Linked DNA regions of Homo sapiens: regions 2 and 3 are each linked to region 1. A link is a loop called in an ENCODE intact Hi-C map of the cell type or tissue named here. Cell type or tissue: Caco-2. All regions are shown on one strand.

Region 1 (8,000 bases):
AGGCCAGGTCTACACATCATGTATCCTCAGCTCAGCTTCTGTCCATCAGAGCAGGGTATCACTTCTGACCAATGGTTTTGTTCTCATCAGTCTCTCCTAAGACGCACTCAGAGACAAGGACTTTATTATTGCTTCAATTACTCTATCTTACAGGACACATCTAAGAATTAAAATATTCTTATGACCAGGTTATGTTAACCACTCCAAAATACTCTCTAATTTACTGTAACAATCCAAAATGTAACAACTCAAACATAATGAACAGGAGTTTCATTCCTTCTTATTCTAATGTGTAATAATTACAGAACTTTAATGAATCACCTATATAGAGATAAACCATATCTTAATCTTGTAGGAGCAGTTGAGTGATGTGCCTTAGATCACATACCTAGTAAGAGAAGAGCTGTGCTTCTGCTTTGGGCTAACCCAAAGCTCGTGGTCTTTCACCCACAACACGCTGAGTGGTGCTAGCCCTCCTTTTTGTCTTTTTACATGGCCCCAACCCATGTTATGTAAGAAGGGTAGGGTCCTTCTCAAACAGAGGTATGAGAGAAAGGAGGAAGGGAGCAAAACCATCTCTTCTGCTGCTGTTGATCCCTTAAGTCAATCAGTAAATGTTTCTTTCTGTTTCTCTTTGTCTTTCTGATATCTGAGTCTTTTTCGGTGTTTTATTCAAAGTCAAGCTTTCTGGCTTGATATGAATCCTGTCTAGACCATAAATAGTCATCCCCTCTAATTTCTTCATATTTTCCTAATGCTTTCTCTTGCTCATGTTGTGGTTCGCAGGTTTGTACAGTTTCTTCTATGTTGGGCTAACAGTTCGCATAGGGAGTTTTGGCTTTCCCCAGAATCCCTAAAAAGCTCTCCGGTCCTCTCCCTTGTTTGCATACAAATCAACTAGTATTTTAATTTTTTTTAAACCTCACCTAGGTGTAAATTCTATCCAGACTCCCATTCAGGAGCACCTCTTTCTGCCCAGGACCCTAACAATGTATTTTGTTTGGATCATGGAGCCCTTTCAAAACTTCTTTCTGGGTGTCTGGAATTTAAAAGTAGCCTGATGGTTACCCTTTCATATTTTAAAATTTTATCTAATTTGTGCAGTTCTCATTCTATTTTCTCTTTTCCAGTGTGTGGTTATTCCCTAATATATGTTAATTCATATGCTTGTAATTTGGGTGTTATTTTATTATTTGAACTCATATGCCTGCCATTTAGAATTTATCTTCTGTCATTCTGAAGTCTTTGCACATTATTCCAGTTTATTGTAATGTACAAATTTCATCAGATATGTTATATGTTCCTTTTCCATTATTAGTATTCGGTGTTTTTGGGTCTTTGAGAGGCTCAATGCCAGGAAAATCCCAGGGGAAGACAAAACGCATGTGCCCAGTAGGACTTGTTGAAAATGATTTCAGATGAGTAACATTGTTTTTTTTTTGACATGGAGTCTTGCTCTGTCACCCAGGCTGGAGTGCAGTGGCATGATCTCTGCTCACTGCAACCTCTGCCTCCCAGGTTCAAGCAATTCTCCTGCCTCAGCCTCCTGAGTAGCTGGGATTACAGGTGACCGCCACCACGCCCGGCTAATTTTTGTATTTTTAGTAGAGATGGGGTTTCACCACATGGTTCAGTCTGTTCTCGAACTCCTAACCTCGTGATCCACCCACTTCGGCCTCCCAAAGTGCTGGGATTACAGGCGTGAGCCACCACGCCCGGCTCAAAGCAATTCTTAGAGGAGAAAGGAGGATAAAGGCATAAGGAGTTGGGGGTGGTGGTGTGTGACTTGTGAGATTGAGAATCACTAAAAGCTGTAGGTGAAGGGGAAGGTCCACAGTGCATTTCAAGGTGACAGAAATAAAAGGCGGCTCCACTGGTCAATGTTACATCTTGGAAGTCAAGAGGCTAAATCTGCTCCTGGTATTTAGTTGTGCATATTGATTATTAACAAAATAATACATGTAATTCTTAACAAAATATTAGAAGCCTCAATAGCAGAAAAATAAAATCTATTTTAGAAAAACTTAAATCCTGAGAAGGGAAAAAAAAAATAAAGTGATAGACAAGTTTTTACACAGAACAGACATGAACACGTTATCTTAATCTCCCGGAGGCTTTGGGCCATTTTAATTCTTTTCCAACTTACAAATTACCTTAACATTTCTAAGGGACACAGATGTCTTACATTGATAAGTAGAATGTCAAGCATCACTTCCAGTAACAGGAAAAGAATCCACCGCCTTTAATTTTTACGTCTAATTGACTTCAGTTCAGGTGTAGTCAAATGTATATTATTTCTTAAATTGACACCTTCCATTTCAGATGTCTTATTTTATATGTGTCAGAGTCACAGGTGTGAAATTAGTCACTGGGAAGGCTAACTGTTCCGGATTCTTTTGACCTTATGGCTGGAGGGAATTTAATTGTAACCTCATAAAAAGAAAGGAATTCTGGCCACTAGGGAAGATGATTACATGGTCATTGACAATGTGAACTTGAATGGCTACATTAGCTCTTTAATTATAATGAATCAAGAAGAAACGTTCAAGGTTGGAAAGGAGGCACCTGGTAGGGGATAAGGACAGGTAGTTATGCAAATGGTATCAACACTTACAGAATGAAGAGACTGGAGCTTCTTTGAGCCAGTTTGAAGATTTCAGCCAAGAGAAGTGCAAGACTCACAAAAGGTTCAGTGTCATTAAAACTACTCTGTCAAGTGGCACACTTCTATTCAGTAAATTGCAAGCTGGGGTTTTTCTTGGCTAGGAAGGTGGCTCAGTTCTCTTGTCTCCCTTGAATTGTTCATGCTAATTTTTTTCCGTCTTTTTTTTTCTTCCCTTTTTTTCTTTTTTAGTCTGTGTCTTTCTACGTTGCCCAGGCTGGGCTTGAGCTTCTGAGCTCATGTGATCCTCCTGCCTCTGCATCCCGAATAGCTGAGATCACAGGCGTATGCTCTTCATGCTAATTTAGTGTTAGTTTCCCTAAATGTGAATGGAGGGGGAAAGGAAAATAAAATAGCTGAAATCAATAGAGTATACCAAAAGCTCCCAGTAACCAAGTTTTCTTCATATAAGTTCTCATAATTTAAAAAAAAAATTGTTCCGTTTTGTTTTTGTTTTTTAGTCTTAGCTCTGGCTTTAACTTCTATCATCTCAAAGCACCTAGGGCTCTTCTTAATGCACAGAACATACTCATTAAGACTAAATAAATAATGATTGAAGGAATGGATAATTATGGGAACATGAATGTTATAAAGGAGAAATAAAAGCAACTCAAAATGGAATTAAAGGAAACAGATTCAGTATTAGATCTCAATTTACATACCTATTATAACACTAAAAATAGATGTATTTCTTGGAATTCTTTAAAGAAAGTCTGTTGAGAACACTTGTGAGATAATCATTTTTAGTCAGAGATGACTTAATTAAGGTAAGGATATATAAACAGCTTTTACCACCCACAGGCAAAGTACTGTTGTTTGTCAGAATAATGAAACTGGTTTCTGTTTATAGAAAACCAGACAGTCCTCATTGGAGTTCCTTCTTCTAAACAATGGAAAAAAAATGCCCCTGTGAAAAAATACATTTTCTTAGGATGTAGAATCATTACCTTGGGTGGTATGTTTAGGGAGAGAACAGTTATTCCTCACTGCTAATGCTTCCTTCCATGTGGCTAGAACTTCTGTTAGAATCATTTCCCTCTGCCTCTCTTGTTACTTCTCTCCGGGGAAAGAGGTTTTATTTGATATGAAAATTTGGGAGAAGACACTGAGCCTCACCCTCTTCTCCAGTGCCATCCTGCCCATAAGAAACCCACATTATTGGTTCCTCTAGGCCAGTCTTCTCAAAATGTGTTCTTGGGCCAACAGTAACAGCACCTGGAGACGTGAGAATTTGTTACATAAATGCCCAAGATGGCCTCTGTATATTGGGCCTATTATTTACTCCCTCACAGGAGGCTGGGAGCAGTGAGCTCAAAAGCCGAGCAGTGCCCAACTCAATGTTTACACACCCAGTTGTTTTAAACATAGCCCAGATAAGTAGGTTCTTAGCCATTTAGATACTTCTTGTTTTGCCTACCCTGTGAAACTGCACCTGACATCTGCTAGCCATTGACAGGAGAAATCCTGCTTCTATACCAAGACTCCTAGCTCTGCTACCCTTGGGAGCTCATTGACCCAGAGACTCTGCTGGGCTGCTGAGGGTACCACTTAGTAATTGTAGTTCTCCCCTCTGATTCCCTCTCTCTCGGGAGTTCCCTTGTCCTCTTTCTCTTGGAATGGTCTCATGCTCTGAGAAACTTCTGCCAGGAGCGGACTTCTCAGTGTCACCCAAATAAAGCTTGCTGTGTGTTAGTGCCCTCTCATGGCCACAACATTTCATCAGCTCCCAAACCCCTGGAACTCACTCCAGAATTCCACATTTTCTGATTTTACCTCAGATCTATCGAATCAGAAACTCTTGGGTCGGGCCCAGTAATCTGTATTTTAATAAGCCTGGCAGATGATTCTGTTGCCTGTGGGAGTCTGAGAACAACTGCCTCAAGTTTTATAGGGGGAGGGCCCCAGTGGGGAGGCCTACAGCTCTCCACTATATGTGCTGTGACCTGGCAGGTAAGTTTCTATATTACTTATCTGTTGCTGTGTAACAAATTGCCCCCAAAACTTAGTGGCTTAAAACCACACACATTTACTATCTCACAGTTTTTGTGGGTTGAGAATTTAGAAGCAGTTTAGAGGGGTGGTTCTGCTCAGGCTTTCTCATGTGGGTATAGTCAAGGGGGTTGGGGCTTCAGTCATCTGGGGGCTTGAGGGCTGGATGATCTGTTTCCAAGGTGGCTCAGTCACGTGGCTGTTGGCAGGAGGCCTCAGTTCCTCACCATAAGAGTGCCTCCACAGGGCTGCTTGGGTAACCTCATGACCTGGCAGCTGGCTTCTCCCAGAGAGAGAGAGATCCATGAGAGAGCAAGACAAGTCATAATGTCTTTTGTGACCTAGCCTCAGAAGTCACATTTGTCATTTTCACAGTATCCTATCAGTCCTATGAGTCAGCCATATACAGCATGGAACAGGGCTCCACAAGGACATGAATACCAGGTGGCAGGGATCACTGGGCCATCTCTCTAAATCACGAATGAAACATTTGCAACCTGTGTCTCCCAAACATGATATGTCTCAATCATCAAAGGTAATATTTTACTTCTGTTTATGCCCATGCCTCATTTGATTGGGGAAAAGCAATGTTTTTTACTAACCACCTCAAAACCCAACATGTAAAAATTATAAATCATGGTGACCTATTTTTTGAATAAACTGTTGATAACTAATAACTTATATATGATCTTTAATATATATCTTTAATCTTTTATATCTATCTTCATATATCTCAATATATCTTTAATCTTTATATATATGAATATATATCTTTTTGAATAAACTATATATCTTTACCGGGATGTCCCACAGCACCTCAAGGACAAAAACTCCTGATCTATCTCACTGTGTTAGTCTACTTTGAATTGCTATACAGGGGTATCTGAGGCTGGGCAATTTATAAAGAGAAGAGGTTTATTTGGCTTACAGTTCTGTAGGCTGTACAAGAAGCATGGTACTAGCATCTGCTCAGCTTCTGGTGAGGTCTCAGGAAGCTGACAATCAAGATGGAAAGTGAAGGGTGAGCAGCGTGTCACATGGTAAGAGGGAGCAAGAGAGGAAAGGGGAAGTGCCAGGCTCCTTTAAACAACCAGATCTCATGTGAATTAACGGCAAAAGCTCACTCATTACTGGGAGGAGGGCACCAAGCCATTCATGAGGGATCCACTTCCATAACCCAAACACCTCCCACTAGGCCCATCTCTAACAGTGGGGATCACATTTCAACATGAGATTGGGAGGAGATGAATATCCAAACCATACCACCTGGTAAACCTATTTTTTCTTTATTTCTTTTTAAAGTAAAGAGCACCACTATCCACCCAGCTGCCCAAGTCAGAAACCTGGAAACCTGACTCCTTTGCCCCAAGTCCTGTTACTCACTGAGCCCTGCTTATTCGATCTCTTGAATGGCTCTCAGATTGGACCACCTCTCTTCTTCACCAAAACAGTCTCTCAACAGGATTGTTGCAACAATCTCCCCAGCTGTTCTCCCTGCCTTCCATGTGAAAAATAGTGTAGAGGCAGGACAGAGTGGAGGCAAGGAGGCCAGCTGGAGATATCATGTCAATCCAGTTGACAGAGAAAGTTGTGATGATGGAGAGGGCTAGACCAGTCTGAGAGTGATTCAGAAGATAAAATGAACAGGACTCCCTGATTTCTCTAAAGTGATATCTTCTTTCAAGTCTTTGATGGTTCTCCTTTGCCCTCAAAGTGCCAATTCTGAGAAGGCTTTGTGAGACCTTCATAGCTTGGCTTGATTTACATCTCCAGCTTTCTCTTTTAGATACTATCCTGAGCCAGTCAGAACTTGTTAAATCCAACATTGCCTATTTCCACTCAACACCAAACCCTTTTTGTATACTTTCTCCTCCACCTGAAATGCCCTTTGCCCCACCCTCTTCACTCAAGGAGCTTTTATATGTTCTTCAGGTCTTGGTTTAGATGTTTCTTTTTTGGTGGGTGTGACCTTTTGGGACTTCCAAGTTTGGATTAGAAGCCTTTTTATGATCTCCAGCCTTTTTATGATCAGCATGGGGTAGTTAATCATAGCACTTGCTAATATTGAAATGTCAATTTACTTGAATCTCTCCTCTACAAAACTGTACAGTGCTTGAGGCAGGGACCGTGACTTATAGACTTTTTTATGCCAAGTCCCTGCCATATGTTTGGCACTTGATATCATTTGTTGAGTGAATGAATGCTTTTATACTTATTATTTAATGTCTTCTGCTTATTATCTTAGTGGGGGGTCGTTTTGTTGGTTGTCGTCTCATTTGGTTTATGTTCTGTCCTCCCTCCTTCCCACCCCCATACTTCCTTTCCTCTTTCTACTTCATTTCTTTTCTTCATACATTCCCAAATATTTGTTGAGCTCCTACTGTATACCAGCAAGTGCTTCTGTAACTTCTGTTTCTTCACACCTTCTGTCCTGGATTTCTCTACTTGCTGTTGTTTTTAATTTTTACTAGGAAAGGGGATAATTTTTAAGATCCTTCTAACCTGTGTCTAACCTTGTAATGAAGATAGTGGACAATGCTTGAGATGCTTGAAATACTACTCTAAATGCTCAGGGATGTGGTCACTTGACCACGGTGATGCACAAGTCTGACTATTTTCTTAAACACATAAAAATACTTGGGTGAGCATATTTACTGGGTTCCTTCTAGAGGAACATATTTATGAAGAAAAGGACACTAAGGTTATCTGCAGTACTTCACAGTGTGTGGGTGGATGTTAATGTGGCCGTCTCCAATCACAAATTATAGGGGACTTACCTGACAGTGGTGTGCTGGTAAATTGGCTGTCTGGAAAAAAAAAAAAAGCCCTGATGTGTAGCATTTGCCAGTTTTCATGATATAAATACTCCCCTCCTGGCTGATTTCAGGCTACTAATATGACATCACTGAATACGGAGTTGGGAGGTGATAGGGAGAATCGGCTCATTGCTGCTAAATCAGGGGCATGGTTTCCAGGAAGAGAGTGCTGGACAACTATTGTGAGGTTGTCTAGTGTTTTGTCTCCTTTTCTGAAACTTGTCCTAACCATGGCACAGTTGACACACAGATTATTCTGACAGGAATAATCGGAATAATCAGAATGATGGGAATAATCAGCTCAACTGGGCTGAGGAATGTACTTTCTAGATTTGGAATTGGTTTGGCTAGTTTCATGAATAGAGAAGATATAAATTGGGAATTAGTATTGAGACCATTTCCTTCAGATGGGCTTAGAACAGAATAAACCCACCTGCAGCAAGAAAGAAGCAGCAACAGGAGATGGAGAGAACAGAATGTCTGGGTTTGTACAGCTCTCAAGCAGTGCCTCTGTCTATGGAGCTGTGAAACTC
Region 2 (8,000 bases), 140 kb before region 1:
TGCACTTGACTTCCTGCAAGCCACATTAGTATTTCTTGTTAGGGAGTGATAAAAATTTACATTTAAAATCATTTTAAAACATTTTAATATGATTATAGTTCTTTTTGGCTTTATAGTTTTTGATTTGGTAGCCACAGCAATGTAGGAAACAGGGAAAGTGCAGTTACTTGAGCAGCTGGCAGTGATATACATAGAAATTATAAACCATAAAGCTAATGTTGGAAGTGAAGAAGCACTAAGCATTCAGTAAACTATATGCAGGCATTGTAACTGTAGCAAGTTGGTGCCAGATGTAATTTACAAAATACTGTAGTTCTATAAGTTTTAGTGCCCCCAAACTGTAGATTAAAAAATGTTTTTATTGTGGCAAAGTATACATAACATAAAATTTAACATTTTAACCATTTTTTAAATGTAAATTTCAGTGGCATTAAGAACATTCGCATTGTTGCACAGCTGGTACCACCATCCACTTCCCTAACTTTTTCATCTTCCCAAACTTAAACTCTGTACCCATTAAACAGTAACTCTGCATTCCTTCCTCCTCTCAGTCTTGGGCAACCACCATTCTACTTTCTGTCTCTGAATTTGACGAAGTAACTCATATGTGTGGAATCATACAGTATATATCTTTTTTGTGCCTGACTTATTTCACTTAGCATAGAATTTTCAGTGTTCATCTATGTTGCAGCATGTGTCAGAATTTCCTTCCTTTTTAAGGTTGGATAGTACTCTATATCTATACCATCTTTTGTTCATTTATCCATCAATGGACATTAGGGTTGTTTTCACTTTTTAAGTCTTATGAATAATGCTGTTATGAACATGGGTACACAAATACCTCTTTGAGACCCAGCTTTCAATTCTTTTGTGTGATCTAGAAGTGGGATTGCTGGACCATATAATTGTATTTTTAATTTTTTGAAGAATTGCCATACTGTTTTATATTTACTTTACACTCATTTCCACCAGGATATTACAGGGGTTCCAGTTTTTTACATCCTCACCAACGGTTGGTATTTTGTGTCTTTTTGATAGTAGCCATTCTAACATGGGTAAAATAGAATATCATTATAGTTGGGTTTTTTTTTTTTTTTTTTTGATATGGAGTGTTGCCCAGGCTGGAGTACAATGGCACGATTTCGGCTTACTGCAACCTCTGCCTCCCAGGTTCAAGCGATCTCCTGTCTCAGCCTCCCGAGTAGCTGGGATTACAGGTGTGCACCACCATGCCCAGATAATTTTTGTATTTTTAGTAGAGACGGGGTTTCACTATGTTGGCCAGGCTGGTCTCCAACTCCTGACTTCAGGTGATCTGCCGGTCTCAGCCTCTAAAAGTGCTGGGATTATAGGTGTAAGCCACCATGCCCGGCCTTCATTATAGTTTTGATTTGTATTTCCCTAATGCTTAGTAATATTGAGCATCTTTTTGTGTGCTTATTGGCCATGCGTAGATCTTCTTTGGAGAAATTTCTATTCAAGTCCTTTGCCCATTTTTAATCAGGTCAGCTGTTGTTGTTGTTATTGTATGAGTTATGTATAGATTCTAGATATCAATTCCTACTAACATAATATGTTTTGCAAATATTTTTCCCATCCCATGTGTTGCCTTTTCACTGTGTTGGTAGTGTCTTTTGATGCACAGAATTGTTGAAGAGTTTTTATAGGTTTAGCTTTTATGCTTAGGTCTTTGATCCATTTTGAGTTAATTTTTGTATTAGTAAAGGGTCCAAATTCATACTTTTGCATGTGAATATCCAGTTTTCCCAGCACTACTTTTTGAAAATAGTGTTCTTAATGAATGATCTTGTCAGCCTTATCAAAAATTATTTGGCCATATATGAACAAATTTATTTCTAGGTTATCTGTTCTGTTTCACTGGTCTAAATGTCTATCTTTATGCCACACTGTTTTGATTACTGTAACTTTTTATTAAGTTTCATAATTGGAAAGTGAGACCTTTTTCAGGATTGTTTTGGCTATTCAGTATTGAGATTCCTTATGAATTATAGGATAGATTTTTCTATTTCTGCAAAAAAAAAAAATCATTGGGGTTTTGATAAGGATTATGTTGACTCTATTGACCACTCAGTATTGATATCTTAACAATATTAAATCTTTCAATTCATGACCATGGGAAGTCCTTTTCACATTGTTCTAAATTGTTAGTGTAGAGAAACACAACTGATTTCTCTGTGTTGATTTTGCGTACTCCAACTTTATTGAATTTAGTATTCTAACAGTTTTTTTTTCTTTTTAGTGTGGAATGTTTGGAGTTTTCTACATATAAGATCACGTTATCTGTGAAGAGTTAATTTTATTTCTTCCTTCTCAATTTGAATACCTTTATTTATTTTTCTTGCCTTATTTAGCCCTGGCTAAAACTTTTAATATAGTGTTGAATGGAAGTGATGAAAATGACATCCTTCTCTTGTTCTTGATCTTAGAGGAAACACCTTCAGTCCTTCACTATTGAATATGATGTTAGTGGTGGGTTTTTTATATATGGCTTTTATCAGGTTTGAGTAGTTCCTTTCTATTTTTAGTTTGTCGTATATTTTTATTATAAAAGTGTGTTTGGTTTTGTGAGATGCTTCCTCTGCGTCAATTGAGATGATCATGTGTTTTTCCCCTGCTTCATTCTGTTAATGCGTTACATTGATTGATTTTTATATGTCGAAGCATTCTTGTATTTTGGGAATAAATCACATTTGGTCATGGTCTCTAATGCTTTTTATATGGTATGGGATTCTGATTACTGGTTTTTCATTGATGATAGATTACTTTTTTCCTAATTTCTAAAATTTTGGTAAAATACACATAACGTAAAATTTACCATCTTAACCATCTTAGATGTACAGTAGTTTAAAACACATTCACAAATGTTCAACATCACTAATCAAAATGTAAATCAAATACAGCGAGATATACTACCCTACAGCCATTATCCATTACAATGTCTACTGTAAAACAAACAAACAAACAAAAACCCCCAGAAAATAGCAGGTGTTGGCGAAGATGTGGAAAAATTGGAACTAAGCCTTGTGAACTCCTGGTGGGAATATAAAATGGCATAGTTGCTACAGAAAACAGTATGGCAGTTCCTCAAAAAATTAAAAATAGAATTACCATATGATCCATCAATTCCACTTCTGGCTATAAACCCAAAAGAATGGAAAACAGGTCTTGAAGAAATATTTGTGTACCCTTGTTTACAGCGGCAGAGGGCATTATGCTAAGTGAAATAAGCTGGGTATAAAAAGACAAATACTGTGTGATTCTACTTATGTGAGGTACTGAAAGTAGCAAAAATTATAGAGAGAGAGTACAATGGTGATTTCCACGGACTGGGGGAGGAGAGAATGGGGGAGTTATTGTTTAATGAGTATAGAGTTTCAGCATTAGTAGACCATTTACTTTTAATGGAATTCAGTATGGAAAGTTTTAATTCTACTATCTTGCTATTTCTTTTGTTGTTGTTTTGCTTTTTGTTTCCTGTTTTACTCCATTTTCTGCTGCTATAACAGAATACCACAGACTGGGTAATTTATGAAGAAAAGAAATTTATTTCTCACAGTTCCAGAGGCCCAGAAGTACAATAACATGGCTTTGGTATCTCACCAGGGCCTTCCTGCTGCATCATAACATGGTGGAAGGACAAGTAAGCATGTGAGACAGAGAGAGGCTGGGACATAAACTTCATCTTTCATCAGGATCCCACTCCCAAGATAACTAACCCATTCCTGTGATAACAGCATTAATCTATTCATGAGGGAAAAATATTCATAATCTTATCACCCCTTGAAGGTCCTACCTCTTAACACTGTTACAATGGCAATTACATTTCAATATAAGTTTTGGAGAGACAGTCAAATCATAGCACTTCCTTTTAAATGAATTGCATTTTTTAAATGATTCTGTTATCTGCATTATTAGCTTATCAGCTATATTGTGGGCGGCAAGCCACCCAGGTGCCAAGGCAAGAGACCGAGGGCACAAACTGTTCCAGCATAATAAAACATATAGAATAAGAATAGTTATACTAGAAATAGATTATAGATATGATTATATGTGAATATCATTAATTATTAGTTTGTAGTATTACTCTTTATTCCAATATTATAATAATTTTTGTTTTATAATTATAACCTAGGAAAAACCAGGCCATACAGAGATAGGAGCTGAAGGGACATGGTGAGAAGTGACCAGAAGACAAGAGTGTGAGCCCTCTGTTATGCCCGGACAGGGCCACTAGAGGGCTCCCTGGTCTAGCGGACAAGGCCACTAGAGGGCTCCCTGGGCTAGCAGTAACGCCCTCGCCTGGGAAGGTGCCGATTACCTAGTGGACCTTGGCCTAGCGGTAGCGTCAGTACCTGGGGAAGGCACCCGTTACTTAACAGACCAGGAAAGGGAGTCTCCCTTTCCCTGGGGGAGTTAGAGAAGACTCTGCTCCACCACCTCTTGTGAAAGGCCTGACTGATGGCAGGCTTGTCCTCAGCCATCCAGAGGCCTGACTGTCTCCCTGTGATGCTGTACTTCAGTGGTCACGCTCCTGATCCGCTTTCATGTTCCACCCTGTACACCTGGCTCCACCTTTTAGATAGCAGTAGCAGAATTAGTGAAAGTACTAAAAGTCTTTGAAATGCATAGAAGAAATAATGGCGTAAGCTGTCCTCTCTCTCTCTCCGCCTTGGCTGCCAAACAGGGAAGGGCCCCTCTGGTGGACACGTGACTCGCATGACCTTACCTATCATTGTAGATGGCTCACACTCCTTACCCTGCCCCCTTGTCTTGTATCCAATAAATAACAGCATAGCTAGGCATTCGGGGTCACTACCGGTCTCCGCGCCTTGGTGGTAGTGGCCCCCCCCGGGCCCAGCTGTCCTTTCTTCTGTCTCTTTGTGTTGTGTCTTTATTTCTACATACTCTCATCTCCACACACGAGGAGAAAAAACCCACAGACCTTGTAGGGCTGGGCCCTATACTATATGACTGTGTTTTTGTTTTTAAGTGGTTGCTGTAAGGTTTAAGATGTGTACCCTTGACTTCTTTCTTTCTACCTTCAATAATACATACCACTTTATGCGTATTGTAAGACCCATACAATTATATGCTTTCATGTACCCAGTTTTGTCTCTATGCTGGTTTTGTTATATACTTTACATTCGTTACGAAGGTCACAACACGTTTTAATTTTTTTCCCTTAAATGGTTTTTAAAACAATGAAACAATTTTTAAAAGATATTTTTGTCTTTCTACACATTTACCATTTCCGTCCCTCTCTCTTTTCTTTGGTAAAGATCAAGTTCCTGCATGGTGTGTCTTTTAGTTCAGGTTAGCTGATGATGAAGTGTTTTAGTTTTGGTTTGTCAGAATGTTTTTTTTTTCTTTACTTTTTAAGGATATTTTCTCTGAATGTATGTTTCTACATTGAAAGATTTTTTAAATTTTTCTTAAGTGTTTTAAGGACATCATCTCATTGTCAATTACCTGGTATACTATCTACAGTCTGTAGTAATCTTTTTTTATGTAATGTATCTTTTCTTTATCTACTTTTAAGTCTTTTCCTTTTTTTTTTCTTCCTATTTTTATTTTAGGTTAAGGAGGTGCATGTGCAGGCTTCTTAACATGGGTAAATTGTGTGTCACTGAGGCTTGGTGTATCAAAGATCCCATCACCCATGTAGTGAGCATAGTACCCTATAGGTAGCCTTCCAACTTATTTCCTCCTCCCACCCTTCTCCCTTAAGCAGTCCCCAGTGTCTCTTGTTCCCATCTCTGTGTCCATGTGTACTCAGTGTTTATTTAGCTCCCACTTATAAGTGAGAACATATGGTATTTGGTTTTCTGTTCCTGCCTTAGTTTGCTTAGAATGATGGCCTCCAGATGCATCCATATTGCTGCAAAGGACATTATTTCATTCTTATTTATGGCTGTGTAGTATTCTATCATGTATATCTACCACATTTTCTTTATCCAGTTCTGTGTCGATGGACCTCTTCACTGATTCCATGTCTTTGCTGTTGTGAAGAGTGCTGCAATGAACAAACAAGTGCATGTGTCTTATGTGCAGTAATAGTAGTTGAACTCTTAGTTCTTTGAGGAATCTCCGAACTGTTTTCCACAGTGGCTGGACTAGTTTACATTCCCAGCAACTGTGTATGTGTATTTTCCTTTCTTGGCAACCTTGCCAGCATTGGTTGTTTTTTGACTTTTTAATAATAGCCATTCTGTTATGAGATGGTATCACATTGTGGTTTTGATTTACATTTCTCTAATGATTAGTGATAATGAGCATTTTTTTCATATGTTTGTTGGCCATTTGTATGTCTTCTTTTGAGAAATGTTCGTTCATGTCCTTTGCCTATTCTTTAATGAGGTTGTTTTTTGCTTGCTGATTTGTTTAAATTCCTTATAGATTCGGGATAGTAGACCTTTGTTGGATGTACAGTTGACAAATATGTTTTCCCATTCTGTAGGTTTTCTGTGTACCCTGTTTATAGTTTCCTTTGCTGTGCAGAAGCTCTTTAGTTTAATTGGGTCCCACTTCTTATTTTTGTTTTTTGTTACAGTTGCTCTTGAGGACTTGGTTGTAAATTCTTTGCCAAGGCTAGTCTCAAGAAGGGTATTTCCTAGGGTTTCTTCTAGGGTTTTTATTGTTTTAGATGTTACATTAAAGTCTTTAATTCTTCTTGAGTTAATGTTTGCGTATGATGACTGGAAGGGGTCCAGTTTCAATCTTCTGCATATTGGCTAGCCAGTTATCCCAGCATCATTTATTGAATAGGAATTCCTTTCCTCATTGTTTGTTATTGTCAGCTGTGTCAAAGATCAGGCGTTTGTAGTTGTATCACTTTATTTCTAGGTTCTTTATCCTGTTCCATTGGTCCGTGAGTCTGTTTTTGTACCCAGTACTCATTGTTATATTTTTGTACCAATACCATTCTGTTTTGGTTATTGTAGCCTTGTAGTATAGTTTGAAGTTGGACAGCTTTGTTCTTTTTGCTTAGGATTGTATTGGTGATATGGGCTCATTTTTGGTTCCATATGAATTTTAGAATAGTTTTTTTTTCTAATTCTGTGAAGAATAACATTGATAGTTTGATAGGAATAGTGTTGAATCTCTAAATGGCTTTGGATAGTGTGACCATTTTAATGATATTGGTTCTTGCCAATATCTGTGGGCATGGAACGTTTCCATTTTTTTGTGTTGTCTCTGATTTCTTTGAGCAATGTTTTGTAATTCTCATTGTAGAGATCTTTCGCCTCTTTGTTAAGCTGTATTCCTAGGTATTTTATTCTTTTTATGGCCATTGTAAATGGGTTTGCATTCTTGATTTGAGTCTGGGTGCTATTGGCATACAGAAATGCAACTGATTTTTATACATTGATTTTGTATGCTGAAACTTTACTGAATTTGTTTATCGGCTCTAGAAGCCTTCTGGTGGAGTCTGTGGGGTTTTCTAGATATAGAATGATATCATCAGCAAAGAGAGATAGTTTGACTTTTTTTTTTATTTGGATGTCATATATTTCTTTCTCTTGCATAATTCCTCTGGCAAAGACTTCTAGTACTATGTTGAATAGAAGTAGTGAAAGTGGGCATCCTTGTCTTGTTTCAATTATCAAGGAGAATGCTTCAGCTTTTGCCTGTTGAGTATGATGTTGGCTATACGTTTGTTATAGATGGTTATTATTATTATTATTGTTATTATTATTATTATTAAGACAGAATCTTGCTCTGTCACACAGGCTGAAGCACAATGGCAGAATCATAGTTCAATACAACCTTGAACTCCTGGGTTCAAGGGATCCTCCTGCCTCAGTCTCCTGAGTAGCTGACACTACAGGTGCACACCACCAAGTCTGGCTAATTTTTAAATTTTTTATAGAGATGAGGTCTTTCTTTGTTGCCCAAGCTGGTCTCAAACTCCTAGCCTCAAGCAATCCTCCTTGTTTGGCCTCCCAAAGTGCTGTGATTACAGCCTTGAGTCACTGTGC
Region 3 (8,000 bases), 170 kb before region 1:
TTTGCACAGTGGTCTCTTTAAGATTTCCTTTGAATGTAGCTAGCAAGAAGAAAAATAACTTTAAAACTTTCTGATCTAGATTATTATGTCAAATTTTATCTTTTAAAACATTCTTAATGCAAATGTAACTTTTCACATGAAACAAAAATTTGATATCTCTGCTTGCTCTTCCTCATTGATTATATTTTTTCCTTTCATTACATACTTCCAACACAATATTAATAAACTAATAGTTTTCTAGAATTATTATTCACAGAATTATTATTTTTTCTGAGATGGAGTCTTGCTCTGTTGCCCAGGCTGGAGTGCAGTGATATGATCTCAGCTCACTGCAACCTCCACCACCTGGGTTCAGTTGATTCTCCTGCCCCAGCCTCCCTAGTAACTGAGACTACAGACAGGTGCATGCCACCACGCCTGGCTAATTTTTGTATTTTTTAGTAGAGATGGATTTCTCCATGTTGGCCAGTCTGGTCTCAAACTCCTGACCTCAAGTCATCTGCCCACCTCAGCCTCCCAAAGTATTGGGATTACAGGTGTGAGCCACTGTGCCTGGCCTTCTCACAGAATTATTCTTATATGTCATATAAGAATATATATTATTCTCACAGAATTAATAATTGTCTTCACCAGTATTAATGAAGATGTTTTGAAAAATAATTTAAATAAACATTTTAGAAGCTGGCACACAGAAATTACTCATTTGGTTTGTCTTTAGCTAAAAATCCATATGTTATATAAAAATGTAACTATCTTAAACCAGAGTACATATTCAAGGAATATATTTTTGATGTGAATGGAATTATTTTGGTTTCTTTGTTAGTAAAATAAGACTAATATAGTAAAAGCTCCTTATTTATGTCTTCATTGGAATGCTTTTATTAACCAGCATTTTACCATTAATGATGACTATAAATGCATGACTCTAGAATCAGTCACTACTGATCCGTTACTTACTAACATTATGTAAGTTATAGTTCTTGTTTAAATCAACTTTGTTTGAATCTGTGCATAAGATACAGGACAACAGTTGGCAAACAGAATATTTGAATAAGTAATCTGCCTATCTCTTGACCATGCCAGATTTTGGTATAAAATGATATTTTCTAGTTTTCTTTTTATATTAGAAAAGAGTGAAAGAAAGAGCTGGGTTATCCAGTGATCTTTCAAATAGGGCGTACTAAAAACCAATGTTCCAAAAACTAACTTAGAAAACTTAAAATATACAATAGACTATTTCAAGAAGCAGAGGAGGCATGGTTGTGGCATGTTTCTGATTGAGGGTGGAGAGGCATTAAATGATACGGACCAGGAACAGATTAGAGACATCCAGACATAGGGTCATTGCCCTGGATTTAAATCTTCTTTCTCCTGCTTATTGGTTTTTGTGACTTTTCATAAGTCAGTTAATCTTGCCAGATTTTAATTTCCTTATCATTTAAATACTACTCCCTTACAACATTGAAGACATAAATGAGATAATACTAAATCCAGTACAATGCATATGGCAAGCTTCGAGAATTATGAGCAATTTAGGATGGTATTTTTATCTTGAAAGTCTAAGAATATGTGAATCCTTATTATGTCAGCTAGGTATCTTGTTACTGAGAGATCTTCAAGGGGATTCAATAAATAAGGTAAGGCAAATTGGTAAATCATTATTGTCTGGGTTTTGGCCCCAAACCCCATGCAGAATTCTACTACTTGAGGTAGGTTGGTCTCTGGTAGAATGAAAGCAAGCTAAAACCCCTTCTCTGACTGTTTCTACTAAGTTCCAAGCCCATCTGATATTACCATTTCTGAGAGAGAAAGCCAAAGGAGAGTGAGGATTGGAGAGCATTTGGCCCAGTATTTAAGAAGCAAAGAGTTAAAAAGCAACATGTTGCGGGGAGGAGGGTGTCATCTTAGTAGAAACTGCCTCCATTAACGTTGTGTGGTGCCTTTGAAAGGGCCTCACCCATGTATTTTCCAACCACCTTGGAATCTCATTCACTAGGCCTGAGGCTCAGTACAATGCACTGGAGCTTCTCCAAGACATATCAGTAATCTTTTTTGGAAGTAGATTAAAGGAGTGTAGAGACGAGTCTTCAAACTTCATCTCCTGAAAGCCCAAAGTAAATGATCACACAGTGTGTATTATTATTTTTATAGTTAATAAGACTTAGATAATGCTGTTTTCAGCATTTGGGAACTTGAGAGTGGGAAGGGAGAATGGAGAGCTGATAGATCTGTCATCAGGTAAGAAAGATTGTAAGTCTGCAGTTAGAAGACCAGCTAATCCTGGACATATTGAATTTACAGCTCTCATTCTAAGACGCATCAGAGGCCTTCAGAAAGGCGTCGTCCTGAAGCTTTGAAACTGAAGTCTTAATAATTGCTACTATCATTGATTATTTTGGGAGAAGACAGAATGGCAAAAAGTAGAAGTAGCTTTATTACTAATTAATATAGTAGTTTTGCTCAGGTTCTTTTCTCTTTCTTCCATTCTCTTCTTAACATACTTTTCAATTTCTGTCTTTTCTCCACAAAGTTTCCCCAGAACCTTGATGCAAAAGTTTCAGAAAAATTTAAAAAGTGGTGAGAGTTGGACAATCACAATTTTTTCCAGGCTTCCAGATTTTCTTATAGGCACTTCATATTTGATTCAAAAGCTGTAAAAATTGTGACTGGAAGGAAGTGTGGTAGGGAAGCCATATTATGCAACTTATTTTCTGAGTTTTTCAGGGCATGCTTTGTTTTTCTTGGATATTACAAAGTCCTAGGACTGCTGTAGCAGCTTGTAAGCTAAAAATTATGGAAAAAGTCATGATAAAAAGGAAGTATAACTGTTTAATATTCTTCCCCAATTTTAATATTTTGCTGTAGCTTTTTAAACCTAGGCGTAAAAGTTAATTATAAAATACAGATTAGTTTCAAAATACTTTCTTATCAATTCAGCTACTCGAGGACCTTATGTACTGCTATGGAGTCCTAACTGTACAGTCTTTGAGTTCTGTGTTTATTTTTTCTAAGTTCTAAGAATGACAGGTTGTATATACCTTTTTAAATGTAAAACTATGAATAAGACCTAATTTTCCCAAGTAGGAGTGACTGGTCTCAAAACCTCAGCAATACTGACATCAACCACAAGATGGCTTCACTGCCTTAAAATTCAAAGTGAAGGTTCTCTTGCCCTTGGATAGTCTAGAAATCGGATGTTTTTAAAAAGAAAAGGAATTGAAAAAAGTTTTAACTTTTGATTTAATAAAATAATATGTTTCCTATATGTTAGTCTGTGTTAAGTAATACAATTTGTTTCTTTTAGTGAGCTATATATTAAAATTAAACATCTACTTGTATTAGAAAAAATGGATTACTAAAACTTTCATGCTTTATTTACAAGTCCTTATTGGTAATTACTAATAGGACTTCTGTGGAGTTTAAATAGATAACTGAAAAATAAACTATTCAACTTACCTTTTTCTGTTTTTGGTTCCAAGGAACAAAAAGTTAGAGAAGTGAAGAATAGAAATGTGGAAATTGTCAAATGATACACTGGGAAAAGTGTTGCTTTTGGCTGGTAGTCCCACATACTTTCCTTGTATTCATTTGCTATAATTACTTTGTGATTGAATACGAGCAACTTATGTGCCCTACTGTTATTTTGAGGGTTAAATTGAGGCTTTTTACTTTCAGGGAATCTTACGTTTGCAAAAACCTATTCAAGATTATGTTGTCAATTTCTTAATTATAAGGAATTTATTAAATGTTTTAAAAATTCCTAAGGGGTAGATCTTCTAGTAAATATACAACTATATTTATAATTTAGAAAGTTTTAATTTTATTATTTACTTTCCACTTAAACTCCTTTGCTGCATATGAATATCATTTGAAAAATTTGAGATTAGGATTAGGTACTCCCTTCCCTAAAGCTATTTCTTTCAATATTCTTGATGCTTTTGTCATCTGCTTCCCTCTTGATCTTTTTTGGCACAAGCACCTACCTTACCTAGGAGAACCCTGGTTTTTAGTGAATTCTAATAATTCTTGTTCTTGTTTTTCTTCTGTCATTTGTTGAGTACCTATTCTATGCTAGGTCCCATGTTAAATAATTTATATGTATTATCTATACAATATTCAGAACAACACAGAAAATATAAACTATTATAGCCTTCCCTTTTACTTTAGAGATAAGAGAATTGCACCTTCCCTAAGATCACAGTTTTTTGTTGCTAGAGCACCTGAGTGTCCTTCCCTCAGCTGTCAGACAAACTGCTATTTATTTTTCAGATTCCAACTGAGGTGTGACCCTTCTCTTCTAATTTTCTTGACCTCTTTTGAGCAGAATTAATTTTTAAATACGAATATTCTCATTGCCCTTTATACCTACATCTGTTTTTAGTATGTAACAAATATTATCATACTTTTAGAATATGCACTACAAAGACAGGCTTTGGCATGAGATAGATCCGAATTGGAATTCTAATTTGCCTCTTACTGACTGAGTGACCACTGGTAAAGTACTTTATCCTCTGTCCTTAATTTTCTTATTTAGTAAATACAAATAATCCTAGGGTACTTTATATTTCTGGAGGTAAATTAAAGAACTTATGTAAAGATCCTGCTATATTTTCTGGTATGTATCTAGGAAGTGCTAAGTAAATTATAGTTAAAGCACTAGAAAATATATTTTTTTAATCAGACGGTGTCTGAATGTGTATTTGTGCCAAGAGATAGGGATGTAGAGATCAAGATAGCCTCTGTCTTATTGGAGCACATAGCCTAATGAGAGATTGAGAAACCAGCCGTGTCAATGTAGTGAAACAAATGCTATGTCAAAGGTGTGTACAATAAAGGGGCAGCTGTTTCAGTTTAGTGAGGGTATTAGGTTGCTTTTCTTGCTAGACTGTTAGCTTTTAGAGATGTGATTTTCAATGAAGGAATAGTGGGTAGATGCCCCATATCGGGCGTATTTAAAATCTTAGGTTATAGCTCTACGGTACATACACACATACACACACAGATCACGCATACACACACACTATATTTAATGTTTTCTATTACACAAAAAGCTCCTTTGTAGTGGAAACTAAAGAATAAAAAATAAAGCTTGACAGATCTTGACTGGTAACAATACATGGAAGATAAGTATAGTGGATATTTGTAATTTCTAAAACCTGAATTATCTCCCTGTGGGGGAATTTCCCATTTTAAGAGTTTTGGTGGTAGAGAAGAAGAAAATGCCAGATACTTTTCTCCCAGCCTCCTTTGCAGCTATGCTAGTCAGGTGTAGCTGCCTTGGAGTTGGGCCAGTTACACACAAAAAAGCGGGACCTGTGGAGAATCCTGTCAGTAATAGTTGAAGTTGCAGCAAGATTGTTTCTGGAGTAGTGGCTGCAGGAGTGCCAGAGTAAGTGTCCAGAGCCATTGAGATCTCTGGTACAAGAAATAGTGTTAGATGCTTGCCGTGTGCTGGATCCAGCTTGTTCCAGCTCGTGAAGTTCATTGTCGGCATCTTTTTCCAATTTAGAGTGCAATAACCTCCAGTTGACGGTTGTGGTTGGCCATGGAAATTGGCACAAATTACAGATTACAGTGGCTTTTCCCCTGTCCCTCTACCAGAAGTATTTTACCAACACACCTCTGCACACATATAACAGTTTCCCTAAGGAATATAAACAGGAATGGAACTCTACTGCATTGTGGAATTAAGCCAGTATTCAACTTTACAAGATAATGCCAAATTATCTTGCAAAGCACTTGTATCAACTATGTTACCTTCAGTATTGTATATGAGATTCAATTGAGCCATATCTTTTGTGGCACTTGATCAAAATTTTCTAATCTTGTGATTGTAAAATACATTATTCTTCCTTAGGCTATTCTCTCCCCTGCCCATACAGATTTTAGAATCAAATGATTAAGACTCTTAAAAATATCATGTTGGAGTTTTGATTGAAATTGCATTGAATCTGCGCATTAGCTTAAAAACAATTGACATCTTTATATGATATGATATTACCAGTGAAATGCTGGTAAAATGCTTCTCTGAAGAGCAAAAAATAGCCCTGACACATAGCATTTGCCACTTTCTATGGTATAAATATTCCCTGTTTGGCTGATTGTAAGCTATGTTATAAAATCACTGAACCGGGAATTAGGAAGAAATGTACATAAAAAGTTTTTGTGAGCTTGCATGAGCTGGCTCCAGCACAACCCTGGGTATATCTCTTCCTTTATTTTTCCCATAAAGTTTTATAATTTATTGGAAGTATATGGGCTGTGCATCTTTTGTAAGCTTTATTCCTGGACCTATCTATTTTTGTTATTGTAAATGGTGTTTAAAAATTTTTTAATTACTATTTCCTCTGTTACTGGTACATGGAAAGGCAGCTGATATTTGCATATTGATTGTAATTCTGTCACCTGCCAGTTATTCTTACATTATTATTCTTATATATTCTATTCTTCTTCTTATTCCAGATATAATTTTTAAAACACCATTTACAACAAGAATAATATATTCTTACATTATTCTGTATATTCTTTTGAGTTTTCTCTATAAATTTGCCTTTTCTTGGTATTTCACGTGAATGGAATCACATGATATATAGCCTGTTGTATCTGGTTTCTTTCATTTAGTGTAATATTTTTTAGGATAATCGATAACATAGCATATGTTGATAGTTTTTCCTGTTTATTGGTGATTAATATTCCATTGTATGGATATCCCACATTTTGTCCTTCCACTTACTATTAGTTTGGTGCAAAAGTAATTGCAGTTTTTTCCATTGAAAGTAATGGCAAAAACCACAGTTATTTTTGCACCAACCTAATAGTTTCTGGACATTTTGATCACTGTTCTTAGTTTTTTTTTTTTTTAATTACTAAATGTATATGTCTCTTATTACTGTTATCAGTTCTTAAATTGTTGGTTTGTGCCTTTACTCTTTGCTTCTTGATTACTCTTGTCAGTTATCAGTTTCATTAGTCTTTGTTACAATAGACTTTGTTAATGTTGTTATTGTATTTTTAGTTTGATTCATTTATTTTTCTTCTACCTGATTTGAACTCACTGCTTTTTTTCCTCAACTTCTTAGTTCAACTCATTAGTTTTATTTTTTCAAAAATAGGTTTTAAGATATACCAAAGAAACTATGCAATACAAAAGTTTAACGATGAAGTTAAAATATATAGCAAAAGCTAAATATGACAATACACATGAATAATGTATATAATAAGCCTTTCAATACTAGAAAACTAAAATGGGAAGAACTTACTGAAGGGTAACATACATAAAATGGGGACTAATAGCAAGAAACAATCCTAAACATTTTCCCAATGACTGACTAAGCCTCAAAAAGACAGCTTAGGAAAACGAGTAACATGTAGTTTTTCTTTTCCTAGCCAATTCAGTTCTACTTAGATAAATCTGGTTACCAATCAATACATATATAAATTAGAGTAATTGTTTTTCTACTGAATTAGTACCAGTTTTTCTTTTTCACCTTTTCCCTAATTTTCTCTAGCAACACTTTCCTTTAATCAGTTGAACTCAAAAGGTTTGGTACGTAAAATGAATATCAGCTCTTATTGGAATAGCACTTGGGAAGTGCAATTCTAGAAAAGGCAAATGTTTAACCGAGGTTCTTGACAAAGTTAAGCATCCCATTCTCCATAAGACAGTGACTCCCATGTTAATCACTAGGTTAATGGCTGCTCTTGGCTAGATCACAAGACCCTGCAGGATACTGGAATGCTCCCTGGTGAGGTACTGTAGAGCTATGTGAACAAACACCCACCCATTTAAGCTTTCAGTAAATACAAAGCATTTTAAACCATTTCAGTAGAATAAATTAAAAATACGGCATTTCTATTGGCCTGCTTTGCTTCTTGAGCTGGCTTGGAGTGCTGTTCATGATATAAAAGACAACTTCTTAATTCAACTCATTAGTTTTTTTTGTTTTTTTTTCAGTTCTCTTTAAGGCTATCAATTTTTCTTCTAGCACTGATTTAACTAT

Evidence for each region. Peaks named below come from ENCODE experiments on the same cell type or tissue, not always from the same donor. Only the 100,000 strongest peaks of a DNase experiment are listed, where the experiment ranks them.
Region 2: it touches region 1 in a loop (18-fold over the local background); 15 of 110 quality-filtered maps call a loop at or near these places.
Region 3: a loop joins it to region 1, with 16 times the contacts of the local background. A loop is called at or near these places in 13 of 110 quality-filtered maps.

The regions. Positions count from the first base shown.
Region 1 is chr13:60,613,956-60,621,955 of GRCh38, forward strand. LOC105370230 (a long non-coding RNA gene) reads right to left here and starts at 4,938. Exons shown (of 3, transcript XR_007063921.1): 1 at 4,879-4,938; 2 at 3,779-3,877; 3 at 2,778-2,981. In Caco-2, a CTCF peak has its summit at 4,356 (motif pointing left); no DNase peak of the experiment used is centred here.
Region 2 is chr13:60,469,509-60,477,508 of GRCh38, forward strand. The region is part of intron 5 of TDRD3 (tudor domain containing 3); the gene reads left to right. Among named protein-coding and RNA genes, the nearest start is that of TDRD3, 76 kb to the left of the region's middle. In Caco-2, a CTCF peak has its summit at 4,277 (motif pointing right); a DNase peak (open chromatin) is centred at 4,323.
Region 3 is chr13:60,445,969-60,453,968 of GRCh38, forward strand. The region is part of intron 3 of TDRD3 (tudor domain containing 3); the gene reads left to right. Among named protein-coding and RNA genes, the nearest start is that of TDRD3, 53 kb to the left of the region's middle. In Caco-2, a CTCF peak has its summit at 3,143 (motif pointing right); no DNase peak of the experiment used is centred here.